Regions from separate parts of the Mus musculus genome. Here regions 2, 3, 4, 5 and 6 are each linked to region 1. Evidence: chromatin loops called from intact Hi-C (ENCODE). Cell type or tissue: left cerebral cortex. All regions are shown on one strand. Region 1 holds the start of Aig1 (androgen-induced 1). Region 2 has its middle 90 kb from the start of Gm51759. Region 3 has its middle 74 kb from the start of Gm51759. Region 4 overlaps Aig1 (androgen-induced 1). Region 5 overlaps Hivep2 (human immunodeficiency virus type I enhancer binding protein 2). Region 6 has its middle 69 kb from the start of Gm40603.

Region 1 (5,000 bases):
AATCCAGTGTGGAATCATGTAGGTACAAATACATAATCTGTTTCATAGAAGGAACAGCATTTTGAGTGAAGTTTAAAGTCCATGCCATATTGTCCTTGATACATTGAAAATACAATTAATATTCAGGTTACTATCACCCCACAGAGAATACCTGTCAGTCATGACTAAGATGCTAAGACATGGACTAAAAAGCAAATGAGAGGGCTGGCTTAGTGATTAAGAGTACTGACTGCTCTTGCAGAGGATCCAAGTTCAATTCCCAGAACCCACATGGCAGCTCACAACTGTCCGTAACTCCAGTGCCAGGGGGCGCAATACCCTCAAAGACATAAATGCAAGCAAAACAGGAAATGAGAATTTAAAAAATATTTTATAAAGCAAAATGAAACCCATTGAACACGCTATGAAAATATGATCAAGAATCTCAAGAATCTGGGATTGACATTTTTAATGAAGCACAATTTCAGCCCAGGTTTATATAAAATGTTCCATTATTAAAAACACAAAATCATCTCACAAGAAGATAATCAATCAAGATAATGAAAGCAAGTCTGTTAAAATCGTCTCAAAACACCCCTCTGGGGATTGGCAGGGAGAGCAACAGAACTCTTGATGTCATAGTAATTATTCAAAAATTCTCCATAGTAAACTCTTAAATAGCTTCATAAAACAATACTTTATAATTATGGGAATGGGTAGAAATCTTGTGAACTACTTTCTCAAATGTAAAGTAGGAGGGTTGTATCAAACTTTGTAATATCACATCACTTTATAAAACTTCATTAGGCCCAAGTGAGAGGGCTTCAGTAAATTCATTTTTTCTTGTAATTATATGAACATTCATTAAGGACACACACACACACACACACACACACACACACACACACACACACGCAAATAGATCCTGTTTAAACATGAGTATGAACTCATAAATTCTGAGTGAAGAATGCTTTATGCTAGTAATATCATCTTGTGATTTCAGTTTCTTTCAGCATAATTATGTCAATTAAAAAGACCTAGTGGCTCTCTTCCCTAGTGGAGTGGAAAAAACTACGAGTCGGATTTGTTTGCTTCTCTTTACCTCTGAGACTATGCTTTCCCCTAGACCTTCCCACCACACCCTCTGACTCAGAGACTATTTGAATGGGACACCTGTTTTGAATGGATCCACAGGAAATACTCATGTGGTCTTCTCATAACCGGACCCTTTATCTGGTTGGTTGAAACATGATCATGATTTAAAAGAAAACAAAAACCCTACTCTGCCCACAGACTGTTGCAACTTCCCTGTGACAACATTTACTGGAAGGCTGAGGGAATCCAGTTTATATTTACTTTCCTCCCATTCAGCTCTGGTGCGGTAGTATAAGGGAGGTGGGTTGGGAAATGTCGAAGTGCAAAAGGAATTTTAACTCCGAAAGATTTGTATTAAATCACACATGCGTGGGTGAGGTTTACATCCTCCGGGTGGTTTGACTTTCAAATGGAATGCTGTCTCGTAGCAGTCATGGCAATCAGCACAGATTTCTATTTATAAAACTTGCCCTGGTCAGTAATTGCTAAAGTAGCTTGCCATCAAGCCTCATGACCTGAGTTCGATGGAGGGGACTCACACCTGAGCTGTCCTCTGGCCTCCACGTTTGTCCTGTGGTACATGCATATACCCACAAGACGTAATAAAAAGTTTAAAAAAGAATTTGTTCAAAGCTCGTGCATACTGATAAATTATTAAAGCCTTGTGAAATTTATAAGGGGCTTCACAGTCATAAATGCTCATTAACATTAAACCCTCAACTGAATCCTAAGTAATGGGTGTCACTGGAGGGGGACTGTGTGTGGCTTTACACGTTCTGACCCCATCTGGTGCCATGGCAGCCAGCACCAGCTGCCCGGGGATGCCGGGTCCGGACCGGTTCGGTCAGGTCCTTCCCGTCTGGAACCGTGGTTGCCCGAAAGGCGCTCCCACCTTGGAGGCCGGGGGGGGGGGGGGGGGGTGGACCTCGCGGACCGCCTAGGGGGCGCCCGGCCGGTACGACGAACGCCGCTGCAGAATGACGCAGATGACGCCAGAGATGACACCAGGCCGCCAGCTCGCGTAGGCTGCACTGCCGCCCCGCCCGCGCAGGTCTCCGGTGCGCTCGGCGCCGCCACTGTCCCCGGGGACGCGCCCCGCCTCCTGCGCTCCGCCCCTCGCCGCGCCGCGCCCCGGTTCCCACGGCGCCCGGCACCGCGGAGCAGCTCGCCTGCCCTCCCCACGAGCAGCCCGGCGGGGCCAGGCCGCGCGAACATGGCGCTTGTCCCCTGCCAGGTGCTGCGGGTAGCAATCCTGCTATCCTATTGCTCCATCCTGTGCAACTACAAGGCCATCGAAATGCCCTCGCATCAGACCTACGGAGGCAGCTGGAAGTTCCTGACCTTCATTGATCTGGTAAGGCCGTGGGCTGCACCCCCGTGTGCGTGCGTGCGTGTTTGTGCGTGTTTGTGCGTGTGTGCGTGTTTGTGCCTGTGTGTGTGTCACGGGAGCACCAACGCGTGCTGGCCACCAACAGCCACGCTGGGCTCCACTGAAGGCCTGGATGCCCTTCTCACCTTTACCTGGTAGGTAGAGGAGGAAAACATGGGAGTACAGCCAAACGGGCACAGGCCTGCTTCTAAGAAGTGACCAGGGAATAGGATTGTGCCACCAAAAGCATCTGTTGGCCCCGATCATGAGTGCCCTCAGATTAATTCTCCACCGAAGTGTTTTCCAGAACCACATGCAAAGGTAAACTTGCAGCACCCAAAGGAGACATGAGTATTGTCTGGTTCCATGGAGCATGGCTTAGAAACACACAAACACACCTCCTTCCGGAGGAGGGAAATCGCCCCATAGGAAAAAACCCTTGCACATGTTTTTCTGCCCACTGTCAACAATTTGTTTAAAACTCTTTCTAGAAACACTGAGAGAGCAGTTCACGGTGAGGCTCCACCTGGCAACTACTGAACTTCTAGTCGTTCACATTGAAAGCCTGCAGTTTGTGTAATCATCTGTTCTGTTGACACGTGATAATTTTAAAGAGGAGCAGACAACGATAATTATTTTTAAGTTTTTATACCTTGGGTACCGAAAGCACTCCTGTAGATAATCAGAGGGCACAATGCCTTGTAATGACTTGGGGTAGGTGTAGAGCTTTGAAAAGTCACCAAGACTAAGTCATAAATACATTCAAAGGTTATCAAACAAGGGTCGTGTATGGAAACACAAGCAATTAAAAGATCACGGAGAAAAACATACAATCAACTCCTGGAACGCAAAGACTCTGAGGTTATGCATAAGCTTGGTGCAATCACAAGGTTGGCACAAATTTTCTTGACCCTCCACTTTGACAAATTTGAACCTATTTGAATATCGTTCCGTCGGTGTAAGATGCCTAAAGAGATACAGGTAGATGTTTTCAAAAAACCTTCTATTTTCAATATATAAGATATACGCAACTTTTCCCACCTGCCTCTAGGCAAAGGGCTGCCTGGTGTTGCCTGCCTGAGTTGGGCTTTTCAACTTCTTATTGGAATTAACTTCCGTCTGAATATATGCATTCCCTACCAGCGTCTTTTTCCTCCTACTGTCTGCCCACCTGAAGAACACATGATAGGACTTTGCTCTCAGCTTCTTGTAGCTTTCATATAGATGGCTAACTCTGGGAGTACCTGCCTGGATGGGCTGATTGGCTAGTCAGTGGAGACTGGCTTTGCCAGATGTGTGGTACAGCAAGCAGATGTTCGCATATACAGAGTATACTCAATCTTCAGTAGCCCCAAGGCTCTGATAGTTATGCATAGAAAGCATTTAGGATGCTGACAAGTCACCAGGAATCTTCTTAAGAGTGAACTTAAATTAGTGATGCCCACATACTATTAAAAAAAATGTGAGCTGGGCGGTGGTGGCACACGCCTTTAATCCCAGCACTTGGGAGGCAGAGGCAGGTGGATTTCTGAGTTCGAGGCCAGTCTGGTCTACAGAGTGAGTTCCAGGACAGCCAGAGCTACACAGAGAAACCCTGTCTTGAAAAACCAATACCAAAACCAAAACCAAAACCAAAACCAAACAAAACAAAACCAAAATCCAACCAACCAAACAAACAAACAAAAAGTGCCTAGGCTTTCAGAACCCTTTGGGATGCAATGCGAGCAGAACTCCTTTTGTATCAAGGTCTTCTCTCATTCCTGAATCAGCTCTTCCCCTGAGCTGGTCATTTGAGTGTGACCGAAGATGGAGCCATAGCTTTTATGAACACCATTCCTCTGGGCCTTTGCCTTTCATGGTTCTTGTGGGGGAGGAGAAAGCAGGTCACTGGGTGAGAGGTCATCAGGAACTGGGGGTGTAGGTTAACTCAATGCTTTACATTGGCATTGGCTATTATGGATTAGAAAATGAGGATCACAAGAAACAATCTCCCCCCACTAGTCCTCATGTGACTTGAAACGGTAGTAGTCAGTTTGGCAGGCTGCCATGCCCTTTCTATTTTCGTATGCAATTGTTGGACCCATTTATAATAGCACTTAACTATACAGATTTTCTCCGGGTAGCCCAGTATTAAACTCAGGTTTGAAACTTCATTTCACTCTTACGTTTTAGCCCTCTGTTTATCTAGAGTCTTAATCCAGTCATTCAAACTTGTCACAGTCTGTGGCTCCTGGTTGAAATGGAATAATTACACTTAACTAGTAGTTCCTGAGAGAAACTACCTCTGAAGTATATTCCACAAATCATGCAGAGCCTTATTCTTCTATTAAAGGCTTAGAGTCCTTGGAGCACTGTACAGCTGTACAAACAGCCGATCTGTCAGACCCCTGTGAGGACCTGAAAAGAGAGCCCTAATGGAAGCTACCTGTATAACTTTACATTCCTCTGTGTTTTTAAATGGCAGTGAGTAAACTTTACCTACTCCTACTGGGCAATTTTGATGATTCTAAGCAGTTTTCAAAGAGGGCCTTTGCTTGTCACAATTTTTACAAGAAGG
Region 2 (5,000 bases), 350 kb before region 1:
TCTTCCAGCTAACTATAACTCAACCAATATTGTGTGTGTGTGTGCGTGTGTATGTGTTGACTTCCAGTTGCAAGAAAAAAAAGAAAAAAAAAGAAAGAAAGAAAAGAAGAGAAGAGAAGAGAAGAGAAGAGAAAAGAAAAAAATGTACATTCTATCCTTAAATAGTGGCCAGTCTAGTTTTTAAAACCCATGTGATATCCTGTCTTTTTGAGACCTACAGGAACAGAAGTCATGGCCTCTTAAGTTAGTATCTTCAAAGAATGCCTAGATGTTTGCCCTCTAGTTGCCTAAATTTTAGCAAGCTTTAAAAAACATCAGTGAATTCAGCTCTCAACAGACTCTCTGTTTTGTGAATTTTTGGTGTTCTAAATGAAATAAATCATTTGTAAATCTTCAAACAGCATCAATGCAGTTTAGAGAGCTACACAGTAAACCTGTAGATTCATACACAAGTGGAGTGGTCAGTTTTTATTGTTAACCTGTTCCAACCTAGAGTCCCCTTAGGAGAGAGAACCTTAGCTGAAGAACTTCCTCAACCCCGCTGGCATGTGGCCATGTCTGTGAGCCATTGCATTGATTGATGGTGGGTGGACAGGGCAGGGCTGTTCCTAGGTAGTGATGCTGAGCTGTGTCAGAAGGGCTAACAGAGCATGAACCACTGACCTAAAGATCCAGGAGCATTTCTCCACGGCTTCTGCTGCAATTCCTGCTTCAGTCCATGCTCTGACTCCCCTCAGTGATAGGTTGTAGGCTAAAACCAACCTGTCCCTCCACAAATTGCACTTGTCAGAGAGCAAACTAGAACAAAAGGATATCATGGCACAATAAATTCCATTTAAGTCTAAACAGCACTTAAGGCCGCTTGATTCTATTTATCCATCCAAATGTCCAATGAATATTTGGGGGAGCTCAATCTATGTCAGTTAGCATTTCAGGTATTGAAACTGTTGTGGTGAACAAGCCTCCAATCTGTGTTCGGCCTACAGTACAGGGAGAGGGTGACACCAGTGAATGGAATTTTTTATACTAACTGTAGCAAGCAAGCACTGCAGGGAGAAAGATCTCAGCTCTGTCATCTTGGGCTTAAGACTTACGAAAAAAAGTTTCAAGAATTTATGAAGATGTATAAAAATCAACCATAAAATGGCTTTAATCTCACACAAAACATAAAAACAAATTACTCCTTGAGAAGTATTGGGATCCCCTTTTACCAAACTGGTACATCTGTAATGGCAGCGTTCCTGGTGAGGTAACTGAAGAGCAAGAAAATGCCCGCGGGAAGAATGATCGCCCTAGGTTTCCAAGCAGCCGAACTCTGTGCTTCAAGTCGGTATTTCTCTAACTTACCCGCTGATCGTCCCTCTGCTCCTTCTGTCTCCTTTGACCATCCAAACTAACGCATTAACCTGTCCACTAAAATCCTCCTGAGGTAGAAAACATTGGCGGGATTTCCAGTCTTAAAGAATTATTTATGTACTCCTAATGAAAGCCACAGTGGGCAGGCTAAGCCACAGGAAAGGCAACACTGACTGGCTTCCCTGACTTTCCTTCTGATGAAGGAGCAACTGTGACATTTGTAGCCTGCTCTGTCTGAGCCACAGTTTTATGTATTTCATCACAGACATTAGAGAAAGGTAGGAACGTGCCTTTTCCTAATTAGGAAATTCGTTTTCAGGCAGGAAGTTTGAACTTAAGTTTTTGCCACTTTCAAACTTTATGTCTCTCTTGCTAAGCATCGGTAGGTCAGATATTTCTTCTTCCATATGTATGTGACTTTGGGAAATATTTTGCTAAGTCCTCTTGGAAGCATGTCATTCTCTACCTGGAGCTCTCCAGCCTTTGTTTAGAATGTAATATAATCATGATGTCTCAGCCATATTTTATTCATTCCTACACTTCCTAACAAATTTCCATTTCCTTGTGTGTGTCTGCATGTCTGTATGTGCACTACATGTATGTAGTTGCCTATGGCAGCCAGAAGAGGGCACCAGATTCCCCTGGAACTTGAATTAGAAGGCATTGTGAGGTGCATGGTGTTGAAAGCTAAACCCAAGTCCTCTGCAAGACCAGCAAGTTCTCTTATGTGCTGGGCCATCTCTCCAGCCTCCCCATCGTTTTAACTCATAATGATTAAATACATAAAAGGCACTGAGTGTACAATACTGAACAATGAGGAAGATTTCCCAGTAAGGAGTCCTGACACACCAACAGTTGAAATACACTAAAGGCAGAGGAAAAAAAAAAAAACCAGTCATGCCAAAGACCCACGAAATGAGTAACCTCTGCAAGGAAAGAGGAGAGAGTCGGCCCTGCAAAGGCAGAGCTAGCCAAATGCTCACAGACTCCTGAGCTAAGAAATAAAGTATACATTCATCTGCCTGAAATTCAGAAGTACCCATGAGACTGAGTCCTGGGAGAGATATATTGTAGGAAGAATCGATGTTGGTCCCTCCTGGGCCTCACACATAAAACACATTGAACAAACCTGTGCAAGCCCTACCCTTTTCCCTGGGCAACACAGCTGCCCAGGATTAGGGCACCTCCCTAAAGAGGAGGCAGGGGTTGGCAGGGCCACTAGACCTCTGAAGAAGGAATGGAAGAAACATGTGTGGAGGCTCTATGTGTGCTTCCTCTTTCCAGTGCAGCCTTCCTTATACAGCAGCTGAAGGGAGGTCGCTAATGGAAAACTGCACTCAGTTCCTACTTGCAGTCCTGTGAAGCAGTTGGCCCATGGTAATACTTGGGTACAACCTCTCCTGTGAGAAGAGAAAGCAGGGTTCCAGAAGCTGTTCTTCCTGGCCGCTGAGCAAGGGGTGCTCTCAGCCCTCTGAAGCCCGTAGGTCTGGGGGAGGGTTTCGCTGCTCATCGCCAGGCCTGGAAGGGATATTCTCAGATGCCTTCCCATAATGATCTCTCTCTTCCTCACATGGGGGCTGGGAGTGTGGAGGGACGAATCTTGGGCACTAACGTTAGATTTTGTTGACATGTGAAGCAATTTTGGCAAACCTAATGAGCCTTGTGGTTGTGATTTATATCTAGTCAGGGAGAGATGACATCTGGATGTCTGATTTATTCACTAGCAAAATGCTGGCTGAACCTAAAATAAGAAAATAGAGATTTATGTAACAGATTGCAGCGCCTTAATTTAAGAATGACTAGGAAACCAGCAGACACTCCCCAGCCCTGCTCTGCCCGGAATCACATGCTTCCAAGTGAATATCGCCTTTCTTAAGGGACAAAGTCACATGGAGAATAGGGGCACTATTTCTCCAAAGTCCAACACCGTACCTGAATCTTTTCAAGATGATGGGACTGTAATCCAGATAAATCTTGGCATTCAATTACACATTGGCTGCTTTTTTTTTCCCCTTTGCAAAGGGCTCTTGAAAAATCTAGCAGAGAGCTGCTCCCGTTTATTTTAATTCTACTTGGAAGTCCACAATCTGCTTCATAGTGGTCTCCTCGCCAAGAGAATCGGAAAACTCTTGGGACCTGAAGAGGAAGGATTCCTGTCCTGTCTACTAAGAAATGTTAAGTCAATGTCACAATTGTCACCTCTTCAGAGCCGTGAGGTTTGTTTGTTGTTTTGTACTGGACTATGTTCTTCTAAGCATCAAAATGCAACCTCTCGATTCTGGTCCTGATGGTTCTCTAGACTCCTGCCTGGCTTGCCACTTGCTCTTCTTGTCTTGCCTACACTGAGTCATGTTGCAGTTTCCCTTCTGGCTCCCAGCCTTACACTAACTCTGGAACACTCAGAGCTGATAGGCCAGCCCTGCTAGGGAGACAGAGGACTCCCTGGCCTGCATGAGACGTGCTCATCTCATTCTGACTCCTCCTTGCTGCCTGGCTCTCCTGTTCTCTGGCCCAACTCTCCTTCCTGTGATCTGACCAGGTTCTAGGCGAGGCAGTAGCATAGGAAGGATCCATTCATATCTCCATCTGTGTTCAGCAGGACAGAAAGGTAAGAGTCCCATCCCAGACCCACAATTCAGGGTGTGTTCATACCTACCCTTTTTCCTTTAGAGGAAACTAAAGCTCTTGCTATTCTTTCTTTCTTCCTTCAGGTTCCCTAAGAATGAAGAGATGGTATTAAAGAACCCTTCTTGAAGAAATCACCATTTGGCCCATCAGGTCTCCTTTGATGTCTATATTTGAAAGGTGGCATTGTTGTTAATACTCGGGGAATGCATTCCCCATCTCTAACTGAACTAGCCCTAGTGAAACCCCTAGGGCTCTTCCCTTGCTTCGGGGACACTTTACCTTCTATGGAGACCTCTAGCAAGAACCACAAAGACCATGATGGCGCCTATTCTTTTATGGCCTACACTCCAGTTAGTGCAGACCTTAGGGTGAATTGCAACCTACGTCGCCTCTTGACCCTCCTCTTGAGTTGAGGTCTTCATCCAGGAAAAGCCTGCTGTCTTGCTGATCTCCTTATTCCCTGGCATGGCCAGAGCCCTCTGTCCCTTCACGGAGAGCAGCCAAACCAGGATGAAGACCGTGCACTTGGTCTCACAGAGAAACAACTTTTGCTTCTCTTTCATGGGAAAGAAATTAACAAATTATTTTCTCCATACAGACCCTCAGTTTCAGCCCCTGTTCTTAAAGCAGAGATGGTATTTACAGCTAATGAAACCACAAGAAAGAGAACTCCTTTTGTAGGGAGCTGGCACCTTTTGGTTTCCTTTCTATAACCCACATGCTCCACAGATAAGGTGAAATGGATGTGTAGCCCCACAGACAGTCTAAAATGAAACAAGGGGCATTTCCTAGAAGCTGCAGGGGAAGCATGTTGGAGCATATGGAGCGGAGTAGACATGCACATCCCCACGCTCTCTGTGGAGAGGAGAACTGTGACTGTGTGTACCATGGGAAAGAAGATGACACCCTCCATCAGCAAGGCAGCTAATTTGGTCTTGAAAAGAGCAATGATTTGGGTACAAAGCAATCATGTTCAACTGCATAAGTTGGATTCTGTGTGCTGTGTTCCCGGTTAG
Region 3 (5,000 bases), 330 kb before region 1:
CAGCCCTGAAATCGTGTGCACACAACGTTCAATAAATATAGCAGGTTGTATTTCTGTGTGTGTGTGTGTGTGTGTGTGTGTGTGTGTGTGTGTGTGTGTGTGTGTAACAATAATAATCAAAGAGAAAGAGGTCACAAATATGAGAGGGAGAGGACATGGGAAAGATTGGAAGGAGGAAAGGAAAAAAATAATGCAATTATATTTTAACTAAATTTTTATTTTAAAAATTGTTTAAAAAATATAGATTCCCGGAGGCATGAGCGCCTCTTCGTGGTTTTGAAAGCTAACCTGGGGAAGAGGAGTTTGGTACCTTACCAGCTGTGACTTCAGAGGGCAAACAACAAGGAGAAATTTTGTATTTGGTAGAAAGAAAAGGTCCTACTAATAGAACTATTTAGAAGTTAAATATGCTTATATGACATTTAAAAGTGGTGCTGTAGAAAAAGTAATTGACAAATGAAGATCACTCTAACGTTAAATTATACTCAATATGCATTTTCAAAATGTAAGTGTTTGTACTTTTGCTCTCAACACATGAGCAGATTCTAGAAGATGCAGGAACATCATCCCAACTGTCAGTGGGGCTTGACTCAGGGACAGTGGTAAAGAGAGTCCCAATTTCAATTTTACACTTCTACGCTTGGCTTCTAAAATTATAACAGTGAAGGCAAATTATTTTTCTAACAATAGAAAATGCTTTACAACAAGAGATGGTTGTACTCTTGACTGGAGATACTTAAGTAAAGTTGCTGGTAACTCACAGAGATGCCAAAGGAGGAGGTTATAGAAAGGCAGGTACTATGACTATTCTATAGGTACTAACTCCCTCAACTGATACTTCTGATGGTCAAGACAATAATCTGGTAATTAAAATAACTATAGTTTGTTAGCAGACTCAGAAATCATCTGCTCTGCCTATGAGTGCCAATATTGACAATGCTGTAGATAGTAAATGCAATGCTGGTGGGATTGCAAGCTGGTACAACCACTCTGGAAATCAGTTTGGTGGTTCCTCAGAAAATTTGACATATTATTTATTACCTGAGGACCCAGGAATACCACTCCTGGGTATATTCCCAGAAGATGCTCCATCATGAAATAAGGACACAAGCTCCACTATGTTCATAGCAACCTTATTTATAATATCCAGAAGCTGGAAAGAACCCAGATGTCCCTCAACAAATGAATGGATACAGAAAATGTGGTCCATTTACACAATGGAGTACTACTCAGCTATTAAAAAGAATGAATTTATGAAATTCCTAGGCAAATGGATGGACCTGGAGGGCATCATCCTGAGTGAGGTAGCCCAATCACAAAAGAACTCACATGATATGTACTCACTACATGGGCAAACAAGAGATGCAAGTTTAGAACAGCCAGTTCACTCAGTGCTACAGGAAACAGCCTGCATCAGCATCTTCCTCAGTCAGGCTTCACACTCACACACTTGGTCTCTGGTCTGGGACACACACTCATCCTCTGAATTTTCACCCTGTGATCCACACTCATCTCCTCGATGTCTGGCTTATGACACACATTCACTAGATATCTGGCCTGTGGGATAGCCTCCTCCACTTGGTCTGTGAAACGCATGTATCCACTGGATGTCTGGCCTGTAATACACACTCACTGGGCATTTGACCTGTGATACACACTCATCCCTTGAGTGTCTGGCCTATCCCTCAGCACCACAGCCCATTTCTCATGGTAGAGCTCACAGTAAGCATCTTTCACAATAAAATGACCCATCACAATGAAGATTTAAAAAAAAGAAAAAGAAAAAGAAAAAGATTTTCAAATCTCTCTTGACATAACTTTATCTTGAGTTGAAATTTTCACCTTTAGTTTTCCAAAGTATGTAATACTTTTTCTTTAATAGTGTGTGCTGTTTCCGTAACACTTTGGTTTGTTCTTTCTCTGCTTGGGAAGTCTGGATGGTCTCACACAGAGTGTTTATGATGTGAACTTCAGTAGAAGTCAAAAGAAGAAGAACCCTTGGCCTTAAGGAGGCTCTTGGGTAAAAGGTCCAAGGCCAAAGAATATTTATCATGAATGTTACAAGATGCCAAGTTCTCCCTAGTTATGATAGGGAGAGTCCCTTTATGATGCCCCAAGACCATCCCAACCCTTTGTCCTCTGCCCCCTCAGATTCAAAGTTCACTCTTTACAAGGAGATCAGACATACTTCTGAGACAAAGCCTACAGCAGAAAGCTGCCCACTCACTTTACAGAGATCTCCTATATGGCCTGCACTGTGAGGGACTCAGAGAAGGAACAAAATGGTACAAAAGCTCATTTGCCTGCAAATAATAGATGAAAAAAAACTACCCAAATAATCTTAAGGTAATATATGGCTGGCGATGAGCCACTCACTGCTACAAGCAGTAAATTCTGCTGGTAAATTCTTCTTGGGTTCTGAAAACTTAGCTAGCAACCTGAAAGTTCTTGAAATGAAATGAATTCGGGGAACCACTGTACAGTGGCTGAGGACTCCTGGAAGGGTTGGCGGAGCCACAAAGGCCCTGCATGAGGGGAGCCACCGCCATGCATGATAGAGGAAAGAGTCATCCATGGACCAGCATCCTCTACCTCCCTTGAGACTGTAATAAAGACACAGAGGTGGAGGGCCCATGCAGAAACAATCAAAAATCTATACGTTCACCAGGTCCCCTGATGATGGCAGGCATGCTTTTTAAGTCTGATATACTCTGATTTACCCAATGACAGCTCTGCCTCCTTTTTTACAGCTTGGCCCTGAGCATATCAAGGCAATTCCCTTCTTAAACAAGTGTAGCCTGAAACTCTCACAGTTGCTAATCTAATCCATTCCTCAACTTTAATCTATTTTTAATTTATCTCTCCTCTAAGTCTCTCATTCATCAAAGAGGGTAATTAAGAATGGACAGATTTTCAGTATTAACCCTGTGACCCAGGAAATATTAAGCATCCCACACTAGGGGGCGCAGGAAGACAAAAATTTGGGATCATCTAGGCTAGGTCATCTCCAGAAGAAATTTCCCAATGGCATTGCTTGGAAGAATTGAGAGTTATTAGAGATTATCTTTATCCTCATGAGCCAGGTGGCCCCCAGAAATTTGCCTCTTTTTTCGTGCTCCACCCTAAGACATTGCCTGAGACAGGCATTCAAGTGACCCACAGGTCACAGGGAAGGAAGAATCATGGCTTTTGTCCAAAGTCATACCCTCTTAACATGTGCTTCATATTGAGTCAGGTTGTACAGCTTAGAATCTTTGACGCACAATGTTCTTTCTTTAGATTTCCGAATTTCCAACATTTCAGATGGCCTCTTCTTTAAAAAAAAAACTATTAAAAAACAAAAACAAACAAACAAAAATAAACAAACAATAAACCCGTATGGCTGTGTGCATGAGGGTGAAGAATCCAGAGATGACACTGGCAGTTATGGCTAAGTTAACTAGACAGATTCATGTTTCCATCCTGTAAGATTCCTCCTCTCTCCTGGGAAACCCAGTCCTCCTGTATGCTTGTGCTTCACCTGGTGGCTGGGAAGGCTAATTTACCAAATCCCCAATGTCTTAATGTTTGTCACATGCAAAGTAATCACACACACACACACACACACACACACACACACACACACACAAACAAACACTACTGCCACATCTGGACAGGGACTTACAAACTAGTTTTTGAAGTCACTGTGAGATCTTCAGCATTGCAACAGGCTTCGGACACCTAGACGTTTTGATCTCAATGAGGGCCTTTTAAAAAAAATCACTGTGAGTGAATTTATTCCTCTTCAGGCTCTACCCCCAAGTTTTAAAGTTTTGATTCCCGCATTGGTGTGAAATCCTGCACTTAAAACAAATTGGAGCCCACTCCAAAACAGAATTGAAATGATTTCAAAGAATGACAGAAAAACATTTCTTTTGGCAAGGGATGACAGGAAGCCAGAAGGGATGGAGAAGAAATGCAGTGGCGAGCGTAAGCAGTGAGAGCCCTTCTCCATATGCGCGGCCATCAAAAGAGTCTTGCAATCCCGTATGTCGTGTTTGCAGGACACAACTCTGTCTGTTTTGCTTTTTGATGACTCTTTCTAACTCAGCCCCTCCCTCCTGTCCTTGCTGCATCCCTCTCCACTCCTGTGATATTGAAAACTGCTTCTTATAAGGGAAAAAATGCAAGGGACCAATGTACAAGTGAGAAGGCCCAGGGGTAGGTACCATGTGCTGCCAGTCCCACAGGAATGTGGGTCACCATGACAGTGATTGGCACAAAGTACAGATTAGGTTTCTTTTGCCTAAAATTTGAAAGAAATAATTTCTTTGGGCTTCTTTTTGTAACAAATGTTGTGTGAACTATTTTATGGCGTGGTTCCATGGACCTAAAATGAGAGTGCCTGTCGTGCACACCAGCAGTGTTTCCCATTTCCACTGGCCTCCCACCAGAAATATATTCAACATCTATGGCTTTATTAATAGTATTATTACTAATTACCATGTGGGGTGTTCTTCCTGCATATATGTCTGTGTACAGCATATATACCTGGTACACACAGAGGTCAGAAGAGGCGTTTAGATTCCCTGGAACTGGAGTTACAGATGGTTGTGACTCACCAAGTAGATGCTGGGAATTGACCCTGGGTCCTCTGGCAAAGCAGTCAATACTCTTGACGTTGTTGATCCATCTCTCCACTCACTCCAGCATCTCTGGCTTTATTGTCATCAGACAGTATTAAAACCATTCATCCAGTGGGCTTCTCCTCTGCCATTCTTGCTTCAGTTCAGGGTGTAATCCATTGACACTGAACACACAAAGTAGGGGTCTGATAAGTTATTTTATGCTCTCTCTATATACAGACCCCACCATGCCCTTTACATCTGGGAGAACACTGGTGCTATTTGGCTCCTCCCTCAGTGCTGAGAAATGTTAAAGTTTTTATGAAAGGAAGACACTCCTTCCCAGTGAGCCAAGAACACAGTTTAGCTCTCTCACTTCTTTAGCAGTTTAAACTC
Region 4 (5,000 bases), 93 kb after region 1:
TGGAACATGGTAGTCCCAATATTGCTGAGTGTTTTCTCTCTTTGTTCAGATATCAGCTCAACAGTTGAAACAGACTTAGAGTAACAGTTGTTCAACATGGATGGTCTGGAGGCTGGTAGCCCATGTTTTCTCATGAGGCTCTAGAGCCAGCTCTCTCATCTGGCTGCTGTTGGATCCTCTAAGTTTTATCATCATCTTTGTACAAGCCATTTGTAGGGAGCATGTGAAAGAAGAAAGCATCCCAAGTTGCACATCACCTTTGCTCACCAGAGTTGCCTGGTTCCACAGATACGACACAGTAGGGGAGTCAAAGAAGTAGCATTCTTAAGTGCCAGTAGTTGTACCTTTTAGAGGAAAGGGAATAAGAGCCACTGTGGGGCGGTGACAGACTTTGACACATACTTCCTTCCCACTCCTTGATGAAGGTGCTAATAAAAAAGTTCCAGAACACATGAAGTAGAAAAGGGAAGGAAAGAAGCCACGGAGACAAAATAGATTAAATGGGGAACATGTTATTGATTTAAGCAGGGTACTGGGGAAAAAGCTATTCTTTCTTATTTTATGTATATTTGAAACATTCTGCAATAGAAGTTAAAGAAATTCTGGATCTAAAAAATAAAAACAATCTTTGGCTGTGCTTCGGTGTTCACTGACCTCGTATGAACTCCATTGAAGTCCTTCCTAAAGTTTTCAGGGCGTTGTTCTTCTGAGTGAATATTTGTGCTCATCGATTTTATTTTTATAGAAAGAACTTGTTAACAGTTTGCTTTTGGGTTAATTAAATAAAACCTTCCTGATTTCTCCGTGTAGTAATAAAGGGGATGCCAGGTGAGTTTGATGAGGCCCCTTTCGGTGAATAGAATCTAGAATAGACGATAAGACATTCCCTCAAACCTCACTGAAGAAAAATAGACTAGAAGGCCTGTGTTAGATCACATCACACTGAAAAGATCAACAAAAGATTCTTGGATAGGATGTTCTAAACCGTGATGGAAAAGTAAGCTTTTGACCGATGCAGGTGGTTCAGAGAAAAGTCTGGGTAGAGACCACCAAGAGAGAGGCTCCTGGCCAAAGATCATGAGCAGGCCTCTTGCCGACAGCCAACACAGGCACGGGGATTTTATTATGAGTACCTAGAAGTCTCATTTAAAAACAAGACAGTAAATAAGGAAGAGGCTTTGCAAGACTGATGCTTGTACAGGGACTTGTAGCTGTGAGAGTCTGTTGATGAAACAAACATCTCTCACAGTGTTGGGATGTACAGGCTGATGTGGGTGGTGGATGGCTGAAGCTGATAGCCGAAGCTGGAGGCAGATGAGTTTGCTGCTAACGAGACTGGGGGGAAGATTGCTTTGAAAGCCAGGTTTGTTAGCAAATGGGAGTCCTGATGACTGCATCACAATGGAAATGATGTAATGATTTCAGTTGACATTAACGATGGTGTGAGTCATGGGTATAAGAATCTCTCTACTCTCCTCCCCTGCCCCTGCTCACACTCACACACTGAGTTCTCAGTACTATATTTGTGGGTATGTAGGTGTGTCCATGGAGACCAGAGGAGGATGTCACATGTCCCCCCTCCATCTCTTTTTACCTTATTCCTTTGAGGCAGGAATATAGCACTGATTTGGAGGTTGGGGGTGGGGACAGCAAGAGAGCTAGACTCACAACCATCCAGCAGCTCTCTTTACCAGGACTGAGGGGCAGAACTCTCAGGGACTGCCATGCTAAGTGCTGCTGTGCTATTCAGTATTTCCTACATCTCTTGACTCTGTGCAATTTTTAAAAACTTAATTGGCTCTTCCACAACAGTGTCTCTGGTTTTCTTCTAGAGACTACTCTAATTTCCTTGTAGGTCCCTCCTCCATAGAATACTCACAGGACCAAGGCTAGGCTCCAACCCAGTTTCCTAGCAGTCATGCACACACACACACACACATGCACGCACTCCTGCACACACACATAGGCACCACACTGCACACTTCCACTTTCTTAAAATATTTGAAGCATGAACTCACTTGGGTTGTAACTCACCATGTTACTCAAGATGGCCTCATACAACAGTCACCCTGCTTGGGCTACCACCTCCTCCCCTCTGAGCTGGGAATGTAAGTATGAGTCGCAATGATCCATTGGATTACTCAAGGACATTTTATATGCAACATCCAAAATTGAAACATGGACCCTTGTGCCCTTCCCAAACCTGCTGTCTGTCTCAGTAAATACCATCACCATCTCCTTTGCTACTCAAGCCATCAGAGAGAATCATTAGTTTACAAAGATTGAAACTCCATTCTACAACCCCACTGGGATGCCCTGAGCAAAAGCTATGGCTTTAGTAATGTTATTTGCCCAGAATGTTCCTTAATATAACTGAGTTGTATATATAGTCCCGAAAAATAGGAATTTCTGATGTAACTTCACTGTAGCCCAGCAGTTGGATACAGGCACCCATGACCTGTTCCTTCAAAGGTGAAGCTGGCTATGAACTACCAGCTGTAAAAGAAAGTTGTGGGCTACTTATGGTGAATAAGCAACCACATGTGGCAATAGCACCAATTCCAGTGGGCCACAGAAATCCGTGAAATGTGGATGTTCTTCTTGTCTAGAAATTAGAAATCTGTTGCAGCTGTCTGGTGAGGAATGGGAGGTCATTTTCTTCCAATTCCGTCAGGACAGAAGGGGAATGCAGTTAAAGCCCCTCCCCTCCCCCACATCACATGAGGCTGTTTTCTTGGGAAAGACAATGATTTAGAGAAATAGAAAGTTCTTTTACCACATTGGGAGCTAGCAAGGTATTGTAAATGTAGTTAGTGATGTCCCTACCCCTTTCCTACATCTTCTTCCACATCAAACCTAACTGCTGATGCCTGGATCTTCCCGTGCACCAGGGCACTGTCCGAGTGAGCTCACCGAAGTCCTAAGAAGCCCTGAGTTAATTATGTCGCCATAATCGAGAACTGAGGCCTGAGAAGCTGGTGATTGGCCCACGCAAGAAGCTAATGCAAAGCCAGGCTCCAAATTCAGCCTATGGCACTCGTAATGCTGTGTTGCAGAGAAACAACCTCTGAGTGTCTTCATTACCTTGCTGAGGTTGTGTTGTTGATGTAAGATGTACCACCAATATAATTTAGTAGCAGTTTTTAGTAGAGTTCTGGGAATAAAATAAGTACTCCCAAATCAGTGTAGTTAGACCGGGTTTCTCTTCCAAAACTCTAACCACTGTTTTGGGCTCTTTTCTTCTTGATAGTTCCCTTTTATCTCATGTCCAGAAGGCTTTTAGCTCAAGGTACAAGCTACTCGCAGAAAATGGGTAAATTCTTGGTTATCGTCTTCTGAAATCAGGTCTTACAACTCAAGAGATTGGAGAGTTGGGGTTTTGTTTTGTGTGCCTTTTAATAATAAGACAATTTTTCGAAAGGCAAACAGACACTCTTTCCCTGTGGAGGACAGCCTTTCAGTCCCATCAGCAGAAGATTTCGGGAGAAGAAAATATGACGTTGGACAGCCTTCCTGTCCCGGGGTTGACCAGTTAGACCTTGGCAGAGGAATCTCTTGTTTAGATGCTTTGGGCCCTCCTCTCCTTCACTTCTACTTCTGGGTCTATGAAGATTGGAGGGTGGAGTACCAGGATGGCTGAGGTGGTTGGTGGCTAGCCTCCTGGGCTCTCAAATGCTAAATCCAATAACATGGCCGCAGGCTTCCCAAATTTCATCAGAAAGGAAGACCCAGAACACAGCTGACTCATTTCCCCAGCAGTCTATACACAGCCTCACTGACACATTTCTGCTATTACGCCTGCCTCCACCTTTACGAACATCAGAATTGTCAGGGAAATCCCATGGTACAGGGGATCTGGATCTTGAATTCTGGAACATTCTCAGGAAGGAAGCAAACATGAAACAACATTCAACAGCAGAGTGTTTAGGATGGGTTGAGGATAGAAAGATCTGGATTCACGGTTTCCCCAGAGATTGTCCTGGGAGGGGAACAGAGGGCCTACGTGTCCTGGTAAGAGTACGCCATCAACAGATTTAATGAGGTTCCCTGTGCCAAGTAATGTCACCAGGGAGAGCAGTGTGGGTAGAAGTCCGACAAGGATGAGCAGGAGCAAGAGAGCCAAGGGCAATGATGGACCCGTAAGTGCTCCCCCACTGTGCCATGGTGCATGTGTCCCTTCTTAGGACTTAGATCCTAATATTCCATGAGGGGGCAGGGGAAGGAAAGCAGAAGTGGGAATTGGGAAGAGGGAGGGGAACTAGAGTGTCAAGTTGACTGTGCTTAAGTTAGAATTTAACAGAAATAGTGAACAATTGGATTTCATTTCCTGCCTGTAGTTTTAGAGGCAAAGTGGCCGAAGATCACATAGTTACACAACAAGCCTTTCAATGACACAGCCAGACAGCCTGGCTTTTATATGCATACTCTACACGGTCAAGCTGTGCTATACCATTCTCGACTCAACTCTGCTCCACTCACGTTTCCCACAATCAAGCGGAATGGCTCAAGACCTAAGTTAAATTACGTTACGTGTGCAACGTAGTCTCTCCATCTGTCCCACTGCTACATTATCCATATCTTACTCCACTATGGCAAATACTTCCAAATTTCCCCATGAATGTCACCAGAATGAAGGGAAACTTGAAGAGGGGGTGGTGTACACATGCATGTATGTGGAGGGGCTGGTGGTGGGCTCTGTTGTCCAGCATATGTGAAACCAGAGGCAAATGTTGGGGTGCTTTCTCTGGCTGTTCCTCCATACTGTTTTTCAGACAGACTCTCTTTCTGAACCTGGCACTTGCTGTTTTGGCTAGACTAGCTAGCCGATGAGTCACAGAGATTGGCCTCTTCTCTCTCCTGGTGCTGGAGTTATAGATGGGTACCTCTGAGTCTGGCTTTGACTTGGTACTAGGGATCTGAACTCAGGTCCTCGTGTTTCTTCAGCAAGCATTTAGCCATTGAACCATCTCTCTACCCTGAGTAGAACTTTATAAGAGACA
Region 5 (5,000 bases), 230 kb before region 1:
AAGGCCAGATACTTTCCTTCGGCATTAAAGGCCAGGATACCTTTCTCAAGTCGCCTAGAGGGCCTTCTCTTCTTATGCCTTCTCAGGCAGATTCCTGAAGGACAGAAGGAACACAAACGTTTTCCTTTTCATACAAACTTGTTGAACTCACAAAGATTTCAGCCACTGTAGGATCCCTAAGGTAGGAGTATCAAAAGTTTACCTGCTTCTCCACTTTCTTTTCATTCCTGCATCCAGTTGTGCATGACACGGTGTACAGAACTCAGGCTCCGACTTTAATTGCACATGGAAACATAACGCCAATTTATTTTTATCCAGCAAGCACAGATTTTAATTGGAAGAATTTGCTCACAGACTTAGCAGTCATGCCTTAGTAGCAAAGAACTCACAGGACGTGTGAATAATTATAAATATCACACATGGCGTGGCCTGGACAGCTTTACTAATTTGCAGACAAAAAAAAAAAAGTTACACAGGTGCTAAAACAGGTTGATGGATCCACCAACATAGAGGCTGTAAGGGGCACGGTACAGTGAGGCTCATGCTTTCCTGACCTAGCCTGATCCCAAGATAAATGTCAAGAACATCAAGGTTCACAGCTCTTTTCTTCAGGGGCAGGTAATGAAGATGGGGGGGAGGGGCTTGGCGAAGAAACAAGAAGAGCAGTGGCCAAGAGTCAAATGGAGAGTGAAATTCTGATTTCAATGTGAGTCAGCTGAAGAAGAAACTAAGCTGGCCCAGCATAATGGCTGAAAGGTCTGGGCTCGCTTCTGCCTGGGTTGACTAGGAGACCTTTGTTTAAGGTATCAAGAAAAGAGTAAGATAAAAGCTGTTTGACTGAAGGTTGGATGCTCTGTCCAGCCCATCAAGGACATACAAACTGAATATTCCAAAGATGGTCTGAGGGGACAGGAAAGAGGGGGGAGAGAGAGAGAGAGAGAGAGAGAGAGAGAGAGAGAGAGAGAGAGAGAGAGAGAGAAAAGCAAACTAACAGCATGTACCTGAATGTATGACGCTCCCACCTTCATGCACAGAAATTCCCAGCCATTAGTCCAGATACTTATTTTGAATAGAGTTTAACAAGATGAATCCTTCCAGTCAGACTTCATCAGGGCCACCCTTATCCATAAATAAATAAATAAATACATGTGCAGAAACCCCTTAACAGCATAGCAGTAAAATCTAGTGAGGCTATCTGCTTTCTAAGATGAATTAAATGCCAAGTGGACACCTGACAAGATGAGATGGGCCATAAGCAAAGGTGTAGCAGGTGGACTGGTAATGTCAGCAAATGCTCTAGAAGAGCCTAAGGGGCCGGAAGTACACGGTGCATCACCCTGGGCCACTTCTTCTAGCTGGTCTCTGCACAAGAGGACAGGCTGTGCTTCTTACAGAGAGCTAGGGAAGCAAGCTGGAAGAACATCTCCTTCTCAAGACGCTCCCTGCCCCGACATTCCAGCCACCCTCTGAGAACATCATGGTGAGGTGCCAGAAGTCCCTCCACCTAACACAGGAATCTTTCCACGGGCCTTGCTCTTCATCGACATGGAAGAGGGGAGTGGATAGGCCGTGAGAACCTTCTCTCCTCCAGGGCTTGCCAAGTAGAGCTGAGTTCTCCAGGAAGAGATCTTCCAAGGGTCTCCCGGGTGCAGCTTATTCAGAACACACCCCCCTAGGACTGTCCTTTATAACCAAAGCCTGAAGTTGAATTTGTCATAGAGCCTTTCCATACACAGTTCATTCCCCAATCCAGAAATCATATTTAGGTATATGAACACATACAAAATATTTGTTCTGTTCCATGACCTACGACAGTCTCTTCCAGAGAAGTTTATAGGAAAGAACCTACAAAGATAAGTAAGAGATAGGACGCGGCCTTGGGATGTATTCCCGGAGAAGACAGAAGTAAATTTAGTATTTCCTGAACACATATAATTTGGCAATATGCTTAACTTTTTAAATACATCACCTCATTTATTTTTCAAAATAATTCTGGAGTCAAATGGTATGTTCCCAAATTTCATGTAAGGTTTATAGTGGTTAAATAACGTTCTACGGTCACAGTGATTTTAAGGAGCTGGCATGGGAACCAGGTACACCCCACCACAAAGCCCCCGATCTTACTCTTCGTAAGCATTAGAGTTATTCACAGGGAGAGCGTGTGTATTTCTTGTAGTGGTAATCAAAGTTGGCTCAGCAAAGGACAGTGATGTTAAATACAGCCCTTGACAAGCTGACTCAGGAAGACTCTAAATGGCAGAGATTGGAGGGAAGAGCTACCCAGGTGGCAGAACAATACAGCACTAGCCAAGAGCTGGCAAGGGGTAGGTTGTAGGCAGAATCAGCTTGGCTAAGGCATCGGAACCATGGACTAGAAAGGTCAGCTAAGGCCAACGTCCCCTTCATGCTTTATTTAGCCAAATAAATCCTCAGTTTGTGTGCCTCAAGTACATTCTCCACTTTATTTGCACTGGGGCCCATCAGGGCACACGAAGCAAGATAAGCATGGTGCCTCATGTAGCCAGACTCTGGAAGAGGTCCTACGTATCATCCAAAGATAGTGACATGTCAAACTGTGCCTTGATGTAGTCCTAGAAATATCCCTGTACACTGAAATGACACAAACTAACTTTGCTTTTTACCATGGAGATACACAGAAGGAAAAGCCCACTTCAAATCTGTGGCTGGATACCCATCATCTAATAAGAAGGTCAGCATTGTAATCGTATATACCAAACAATAATGCTTTGGGTGTGCACATACGTTACAGAAGACTGATCGTAGCCATAACACAGTGTTGGGGATTACTGAAGGGATGTGGGTTCAAGTCAGGAGGGAGACTACACAACAGCCAGGATGTGTGCTAACTGGAAGGCAGCTGTGGTAAAGAACACCCATGCTGAGACCCTCCAATACAGTTCCTCATGCTGTGGTGACCATGAACCATAAAATTACGTTAGTTGCTAAATCATAACTGTAATTTTGCTAGTTATGAATCATAGTGTACATATTTGTGTTTTCTGATGGTCTTAGGTGACTCCTGTGAACGGGCCTTTCATCCCCAAAGGGGTTGTGACCCATAGGTTGAGACCTTCTGGGCTTGCACGAGGAGTAGTTCAGCAGTTAGGGCTGTGTACCACTCTTGCAGAAGACCTGGTTTCATTTCCCAGGTCCTATACTAGGAAGCTCACAACTGCCTATGACTCCAGATTCAAGGAAATTTAATGCATCTGACCCTCATAGGTAACACACACACACACACACACACACACACACACACACACACACTTTAAAATAATAAAAATAAATATATTCTAAGTAATATAAATGCTGACTAATTGCTCCAAGCCCAGAGGGTCAAGTTTTAGGAAAACTGATTGGAGTCGTTCAGGAAACTTCATCACATGTTGTTCCTTCAACCACAGGGCTTACCTAAAGATGAATCTCTGAACTCATCACTCTTCTCAAAATCTTTCAGTGATGCTCCATTCTCACAGAAGTTCCAAAACTCAGGTCTACCCCTGTTGATTCTTTAGTACTTACTGTACGGTTTCCTGCCCAATCAACCTAGTCTTCCATCTTCTACTCTAGCATCTGCAGCTATAGGAAAATGGTTAAGCATGGTGCTCAAGCACAAACAGTCTTTCCCACCCCTGTGCTTTGATACGAGCATGGGGCCCTGTTCATTTTCTTTTTCATGACCATCATGATCTATTACAAACAACATGAACATAAGAATTGGTGTATGTGCCAGACACACCCTTGAAACCTGGTGCATAATGAATGTTCTGTCTGTGTATGTTGCCTACGTGGCAGACGGAACGGATGACTATGATAGACGGATGGATGAGTGGTTGGGTGTGTAAGTCCGTCTGCTGTTAATAACTATTCCCCTGTCAATATGCCATCGCACATCTATCTTTTATTAGGAAACTCCATATTCTGTCTTCTTTTATGAATGCACAAATACAGTTTTCCCCTTTCTTATTAAGAATAAAAGGCTCAGGAAGGCTGAACTACCTTTGTGTAGCCCCTTTGTGTACCCCCTCTCAAAATCCAACACCTCACACAATACATGCTTAAAATATTTAAAGTAGTATGGTGCCTAACACAGTGGTTCCCAACCTTCCTAATGCTGAAGTCTTTTCCTACAGTTTCTCACATTGTGGCGAACCTCCAAACCATAAAATTTTCACTGTACTCTATAAGTGTAATTTTGTTACTGCTATAAATCATAATGTAAATATCTGTGTTTTACGATGGTCTTAGGTGACCTTGTGAAAGGGTCCTTTGATCCTCCCTCCAAATGGCTTGCAACTCACAGACTGAGATTCGCTGGCTTCCGTAATGCATTAAATGGCCATGGCTGAGGCTGTACCCATTGTCAAGGTTGGCTTCCCAAACCAAGTTCTCAGATTTAACAGTTGCCCTTTTGCCAGAGATAATGAAGGCCATTACTCTGTCTGCAAGACTCCACTCAGGCATCATCTCCTCTTGCTCTCTTCTGAGGACATTCCCATCTTCACACTGTACCCCAAGACCCTGGGCCTTCCCTCTCAATGCTGAACACACTTCCCAGCATTCAACTGCAGTTTCCTTGGTCATCTACAGGGGCACACGAGTCATCTTTCTTGTTCTTCAGCAACTTACTATCCCTAGAACGCTATTTGCCAAACACCTGCCTCTCAGTGGCAGGGGTCTAGTATTTTATTTTACAGAGACTTAGCCAACATTATGAATTTTATTATTATGTACCACATGCAATCACTGGGAATAAACAGAGATTCACTCTTAGTCTTGTAGGGGAACAGAACTTGTCCCACAGTCAGACAAACACATAGTGGAGGAACATCAGCTCTGTGGCTTACTTAAGCTATTATCTTAAAGGAACATCTTACCCTCTCTACATTGATTTCCTCATGCCTCCCTCTCCCTATGGGGTACCAATGCCTACACTACAGTGTATTGTGAGGATGAGAATTATGCAAACCAAGAGCCTG
Region 6 (5,000 bases), 520 kb before region 1:
CAATACAAAGCACCAATTAGCTATCTTAGGAGTTCTACTGCTGTGAAGAGACACCAGGACCAAGGCAATTCGTATAAAGGAAAACATTTAATTGGGGCTGTCTTACAGTTTCACCAGTTTAGTCCATTATCATCATGGCAGGAAGCATGGAGGTGTGTAGACAGACATGGGGCTGGAGAAAGAGCTGAGAGGTCTACATCTTGGTCTGAAGGCAACAGGAAAAGACAGAGAGCCACTAGGCCTGACTTGATCATCCTCACAACCCAGCTCAGTGATATACTTCCTCCAACAAGGCCATACCCACTCTAACAAGGCCACACCCACTCTAACAAGGCCACACCCACTCTAAATACTGCCACTCCCTATGAGCCTACGGGGACTACTTTTATTCAAAGCTCCCTTGCTCTGCTCTCAGCTTTTCAAAGATGGGAGCAGACAATGTCCAGGTAGATGCTCTGCCTAACCTTGCATGCTTCTACCGGAGGCTGAGGGCAGTGAAGGTGTGTCTGTTACCGTGCTAAGTACACTCCAGCAGCTAAAGGAAGCTCCTTCCACCACCACCCACCATAGTTTTCAAATACATAATAATGCTTTGGGTCTATGGCTGTACATGAACTATGCTCAGCTCTCCAAGACTTAGTCCCATCACTCTTTACTTAATAGTAGTGTTTATAGAGGTAATTATCCCTAAACAAAACAATAAATACACTAGAGATTTCAGTGTAAGCCCTCGGAGTCCCTATACAAATACAAGGAAGCTTCAGGTCTTTGCCAACCACGGTTGGTACAGTCTTGACCCACAGGAGGCAGAAACAGGAATTGCACAAGGTCAAAGGCTGCCTGAACTGTACAGTGAGAGCCAGCATCACAGAAAACCAAACGACGTAAAACCCTCCAGGGAGGGATTTCAACTGTGTGTCGCCCACTTGAGGTGACTTTTTAAACAAATGACAGACATTTGCAGATGAAGAGGAGAACTTAAACAGGGAAACTTTTCATGAGACTTGTCGTTATTCCCTTTTGCTATAGAAAGTTCAAGACAAGAGGCTCGGCAATATGTCACCCAGGCTTCCACGGCATGTTCCAGATGCAAGGTTGCCTTATTGGGCTCAGCTTTGCACATAGGACTTCTCCTAAGATTTTCACTTTGTCCTTTTTGTAGTCTACAGTTTCTGACACTAGCATGACCTTTCTCTCTTCCTTTCTTAACACCTGCTTAAGTCACACTGGCTGTCACTGTGTCCCCCTCCCTGCCTATATGTCTGCCTCATTTCCTGGCATTCCCTCACACCCCGTGTGACCTTTGCTTTCATCACATTGTCATGTCCTTAGTGTCTAAAATTATTGAAAAAACCTCATTTACCCATGTACACTCTCTACTCTACCATTCTATAAATAGCATATGATTTGATAGTCTTGTCTTAGGATAATAAAAACAGTAATAATATGTCCAGCACAAAACAACTTCTGTAACTTGGAATACAGCCCTTGGTAAGGATGATCAAAACCCTATCTTCCATTTGAGTGCTGCAAAAAAACCAAAAGCCCTGCACTTCACGCCAAGTGCTTATGCTAGTGTTATAGTTAAGTAGTTCTCAACCTATAGGCAGTGAACCCCTTTGAAGGTCGAATGACCATTTCATAAGGGTCGCTTAAGACCATTAGAAAACAGATATTTGCATTATGATTCACAAGAGTCATAAAATTACAATTATGAAGTAGCAACACAAATAGTTCTATGGTTGGGAGGGTCACCACAACATGAGGACGTGTGTTAAAGTGTCACAGCCTTAGGAAGGTTGAGAACCACTGGTCTAGGATAGCCTTCATCTCCAACGGTTTGGTTTAACCACAGTGGCAAAGTCCCTTCTTCAGTGGTACTTTGCCCCAGAAACGACAGCGGATAAAATCCGGAGAAGCCTCGCTTGTCAGCAACCTGTCTTCCAATCCTTAATCAATGGGAAACGTCTGGTAGAGAAGATATTGCTTTAAAAGGACAGCAGTCTAGATAGCTAGAGACACCTGGGTTTGTTTCTTCAAAGGTTTGGGGAGCTCACTGTGAAACACGGACTGCATCCTTCCATTCCTGCCATGGCTATATGAGTCCACTGGGTGACGCCCTGCTCCCTCCTTCAGCTCCTTCAGCCTGAAGGCAAACCATCTAAAGACCAGGCACTCTCTGGATGGTTGGGCTGTCTCTGGTGAGGGCACGGACCTTGTCATTTCTCACGGAATAGTAAGAGGATTTCTTTTATAAGACAATGAAATGATACTATCCCTCACTTTGATTCTCTAAGTACTGTTAAAGTAATACTATAACAAACAGGATTCATCACCTCAAGGATATCAATTTCAGGCAGGCGACTGTAAATATTTACATCACCAGCAGATGGCACTGTCCTATTAACAATAGACTAACAGCCCTAGACCACAGCGTTCTGCATCAATCCTGCAAGGTTGGTGATGCTAGATACTGCACTGCTCAGCTCTTGCGTGGGGTCAGCCTTGAAATCTTTGATCAAACAGCCGAAATGTTTGCTCCGTGCTTTTGGTGAACGCGCATGGTAAATGAAGAAAAGAGAAATGTCCAACCTTCTCTTTAAATTTCATTTTGCCCTTCCCTACTTGCTTAAAATCACATTTCTGAGAGAAAATGTTGTACTGAAAGGAAGAGAAACAAAATACGGCTAAAACTCCTTTCTTTTTCCTTTTCTTTTTTTAAATTGAAATAGATTCTTATCTCATACAATAGATCCCAACAAAACAGTTTCCCCTCCCTTCACCCATCAAGGACCTACTCCCTTTCTTGATCCCTTCAGAAAAGACCAGGCCTCTAAGAGACAATGACCAAATATAACAAAACAAACTACCTCAGACAAGGCAAAAGGCCTCACAGTGAGGCTGAACAAAGCAACCCAATAGGAAGGTCCCAAAAGTAAGCAAAAACGTCAAGAGATACACCTGCTCCCACAGTTAGGGGTCTCATAAAAACAAGCTAACAGCTCCATCGCATACACAGAGGATCTGGTGCAGAGCCACACAGGCCCCAAGCTTGCCACTTCAGTCTCTCTGAGCCCTGCTTAGCTGATTCTGTGGACCACATTCTCCTGGTGTCCTGAATTCAGACCCTCTGACTCTTACAATCTTGCCTCTACTTCTTCCACTGGCTTCCCTGAGCTCTGAGGGGTGGGACATGATGGAGACCCCCAATTTAGATTCTCTCTCCACATACTGTGTCTGCATCCACTCCCACCCGCTGCCAGTGGATGCCTCTCTCATGATGCCTAGAAACGGCATAGACCTATGAGCACAGCAGAATCTTAAAAGGAAACATTTCTTGAGTTTTGTTTCTTTTCGTTTTATTGTTTATTTTTATTTCGTTTGGTTTTGGTTTTGGTTTTGGCAAGTCAAGTTGGGTTCTACCCTAGGTCTCTGGACTATCCAGTCTCCAATTCCTGACCAGTGTCCTTCACGGGGACCCTCTAGTGGAGTGGGCCTCAAACTAAATCAGACGTTAGATGGCCACTCCCAGGAGTTCTGGGCCACCCTTGCTCCAGCACATTTTGCAGGCAGGACAGATTATAGGTCAAAGGTTTTCCGGTTGGGTTGGTGTCCATATTTCTCTTTCAGTAACCTGAAGAGTACCCTCCCACAACAAAGAGACTAGAAAGTCAGGGAGAAGGTTCCATGGAGGAACCAGCTCGACCGCTCCGTGTTCACTGAGCTGTGTGAATGTTCAGTGCTGCTGTTGTGCTCAGCACTGGGGCCCTGCTGTCAGTTTGCAGAGAGCAGCCCTCTGTTTGTGCATCAGCCTCAGTTGTTTGGGAGTCTCCCTGGGACCCCCTCAGCCAACAACTAAGCCAAATGCAACCTGGTCCTGCCATAGTTTTTTATTTTGTTGGGTTTGTTTGTCTGTCTGTTTGTCTTTCAATGTGCTTTTATTTGGTTGCAGTTTGCTGGGGGTTTTGTTGTTGTTGCTGTTTGTTTTGGTTTGGTTTAGTTTTTCTTTTCTTTTCTTTTTTTTTTTTTTGGTGCTGTTTTATTTTGTTTGCTTGGTTGGGGGATTGTTTATTGTATTTTAGTTGAGAAAGAATTGAAAGTTGGGTGGATAGAGGGGGATGATATGGAAAAACTTGGGCGAGGGGAAGAATATAATCCAAAGACATATTTAAATTTAAATTTTGTTTTAAATAATAAAATATATAATAAATTTAAAATGTTTTTGATGATGTTGGAAATTGAGACCAGGGGCTTGGTAGAGGCTAGGTAAGCACTCACTACCACCTCCAATTAAATGATCTCCATTTAGTATTGATTTAGAAATAAGGTTCTCTTAAGTTATTCAGAATGGTTTCAAATCCACCATATAGGCCAGGCTGTCCTCAGAATTGCAGTCCCATTTCTTCAGTCTCCCAAGTAGCTGGAATTACATGTCCTTGCCACCAAAGTACCTTTGGCTTTGATTGTTCTATTCTAGCTCTATATGAGACTTTTTTGGGAAAAATAGATGAACAAATTAGCACTATGCTTGTGTGTGTGTTTGTGTGTTTGTGTGTGTGTGTGTGTGTGTGTGTTTAGTCTTTGCTTCTAGTTCCTGGTAATCATTTCTAAACTAATTATAAAATCATTGCACACTGTCCTGGATAACAGTAGTCTGGGAGCACCTTTTGTTATAACATTTGGCATTAGTCTTCATTTCCTGGCACAAGAGCTTCAAAGACTCTGGGATCTCTGCAGTGGGGATTGGAGTCTCTTCTCCTATGGTAATGAGCTGACTGGAGGCTCAATGCCTCTAGGTAGCTTCAGGCCATAGAATGGTTGGTTGCCAGATGACCCAACCATGGCATCAGAGGTTTGGCATCTTCGGCTCTGTCCATACCCTCAATTTCTGAGAAGGGAAAGGGGCTGGAGATTAATTCAGGGGTCAATGCCTAGTTAATTCATCATGCCTATATAATGGAACCTACATAAAAATTCTCCAAAGAAGGGGTGTAGGTACT

The links. A loop is a pair of places that touch in the nucleus more often than their neighbours do. Peaks named below come from ENCODE experiments on the same cell type or tissue, not always from the same donor. Only the 100,000 strongest peaks of a DNase experiment are listed, where the experiment ranks them.
Region 2: a loop joins it to region 1, with 3.0 times the contacts of the local background. A loop is called at or near these places in 2 of 42 quality-filtered maps.
Region 3: a loop joins it to region 1, with 3 times the contacts of the local background. A loop is called at or near these places in 5 of 42 quality-filtered maps.
Region 4: a loop joins it to region 1, with 2.0 times the contacts of the local background. A loop is called at or near these places in 2 of 42 quality-filtered maps.
Region 5: it touches region 1 in a loop (2.2-fold over the local background); 2 of 42 quality-filtered maps call a loop at or near these places.
Region 6: it touches region 1 in a loop (2.9-fold over the local background); 2 of 42 quality-filtered maps call a loop at or near these places.

Annotation. Positions count from the first base shown.
Region 1 is chr10:13,866,046-13,871,045 of GRCm38, reverse strand. Aig1 (androgen-induced 1) reads left to right here and starts at 2,089. Exons shown (of 6, transcript NM_001347362.1): 1 at 2,089-2,428. The coding sequence starts at 2,288. In left cerebral cortex, a CTCF peak has its summit at 2,049; DNase peaks (open chromatin) are centred at 1,429, 2,122, 2,481 and 2,898; H3K4me3 peaks cover 1,868 bases; H3K27ac peaks cover 1,689 bases.
Region 2 is chr10:14,214,451-14,219,450 of GRCm38, reverse strand. No RefSeq gene overlaps it. Among named protein-coding and RNA genes, the nearest start is that of Gm51759, 90 kb to the right of the region's middle. In left cerebral cortex, a CTCF peak has its summit at 1,972 (motif pointing right); DNase peaks (open chromatin) are centred at 3,059, 3,729 and 4,865; H3K27ac peaks cover 3,141 bases.
Region 3 is chr10:14,198,519-14,203,518 of GRCm38, reverse strand. No RefSeq gene overlaps it. Among named protein-coding and RNA genes, the nearest start is that of Gm51759, 74 kb to the right of the region's middle. In left cerebral cortex, a CTCF peak has its summit at 2,949 (motif pointing right); DNase peaks (open chromatin) are centred at 2,972 and 4,038; H3K27ac peaks cover 523 bases.
Region 4 is chr10:13,772,683-13,777,682 of GRCm38, reverse strand. All of the region lies in intron 3 of Aig1 (androgen-induced 1), which reads left to right. Among named protein-coding and RNA genes, the nearest start is that of Aig1, 94 kb to the left of the region's middle. In left cerebral cortex, no CTCF peak of the experiment used is centred here; DNase peaks (open chromatin) are centred at 390, 1,448 and 2,094.
Region 5 is chr10:14,096,721-14,101,720 of GRCm38, reverse strand. The region is part of intron 2 of Hivep2 (human immunodeficiency virus type I enhancer binding protein 2); the gene reads right to left. Among named protein-coding and RNA genes, the nearest start is that of Gm51759, 28 kb to the left of the region's middle. In left cerebral cortex, no CTCF peak of the experiment used is centred here; a DNase peak (open chromatin) is centred at 2,280; H3K27ac peaks cover 775 bases.
Region 6 is chr10:14,388,584-14,393,583 of GRCm38, reverse strand. No RefSeq gene overlaps it. Among named protein-coding and RNA genes, the nearest start is that of Gm40603, 69 kb to the right of the region's middle. In left cerebral cortex, a CTCF peak has its summit at 2,154; DNase peaks (open chromatin) are centred at 2,153, 2,365 and 2,937; H3K27ac peaks cover 425 bases.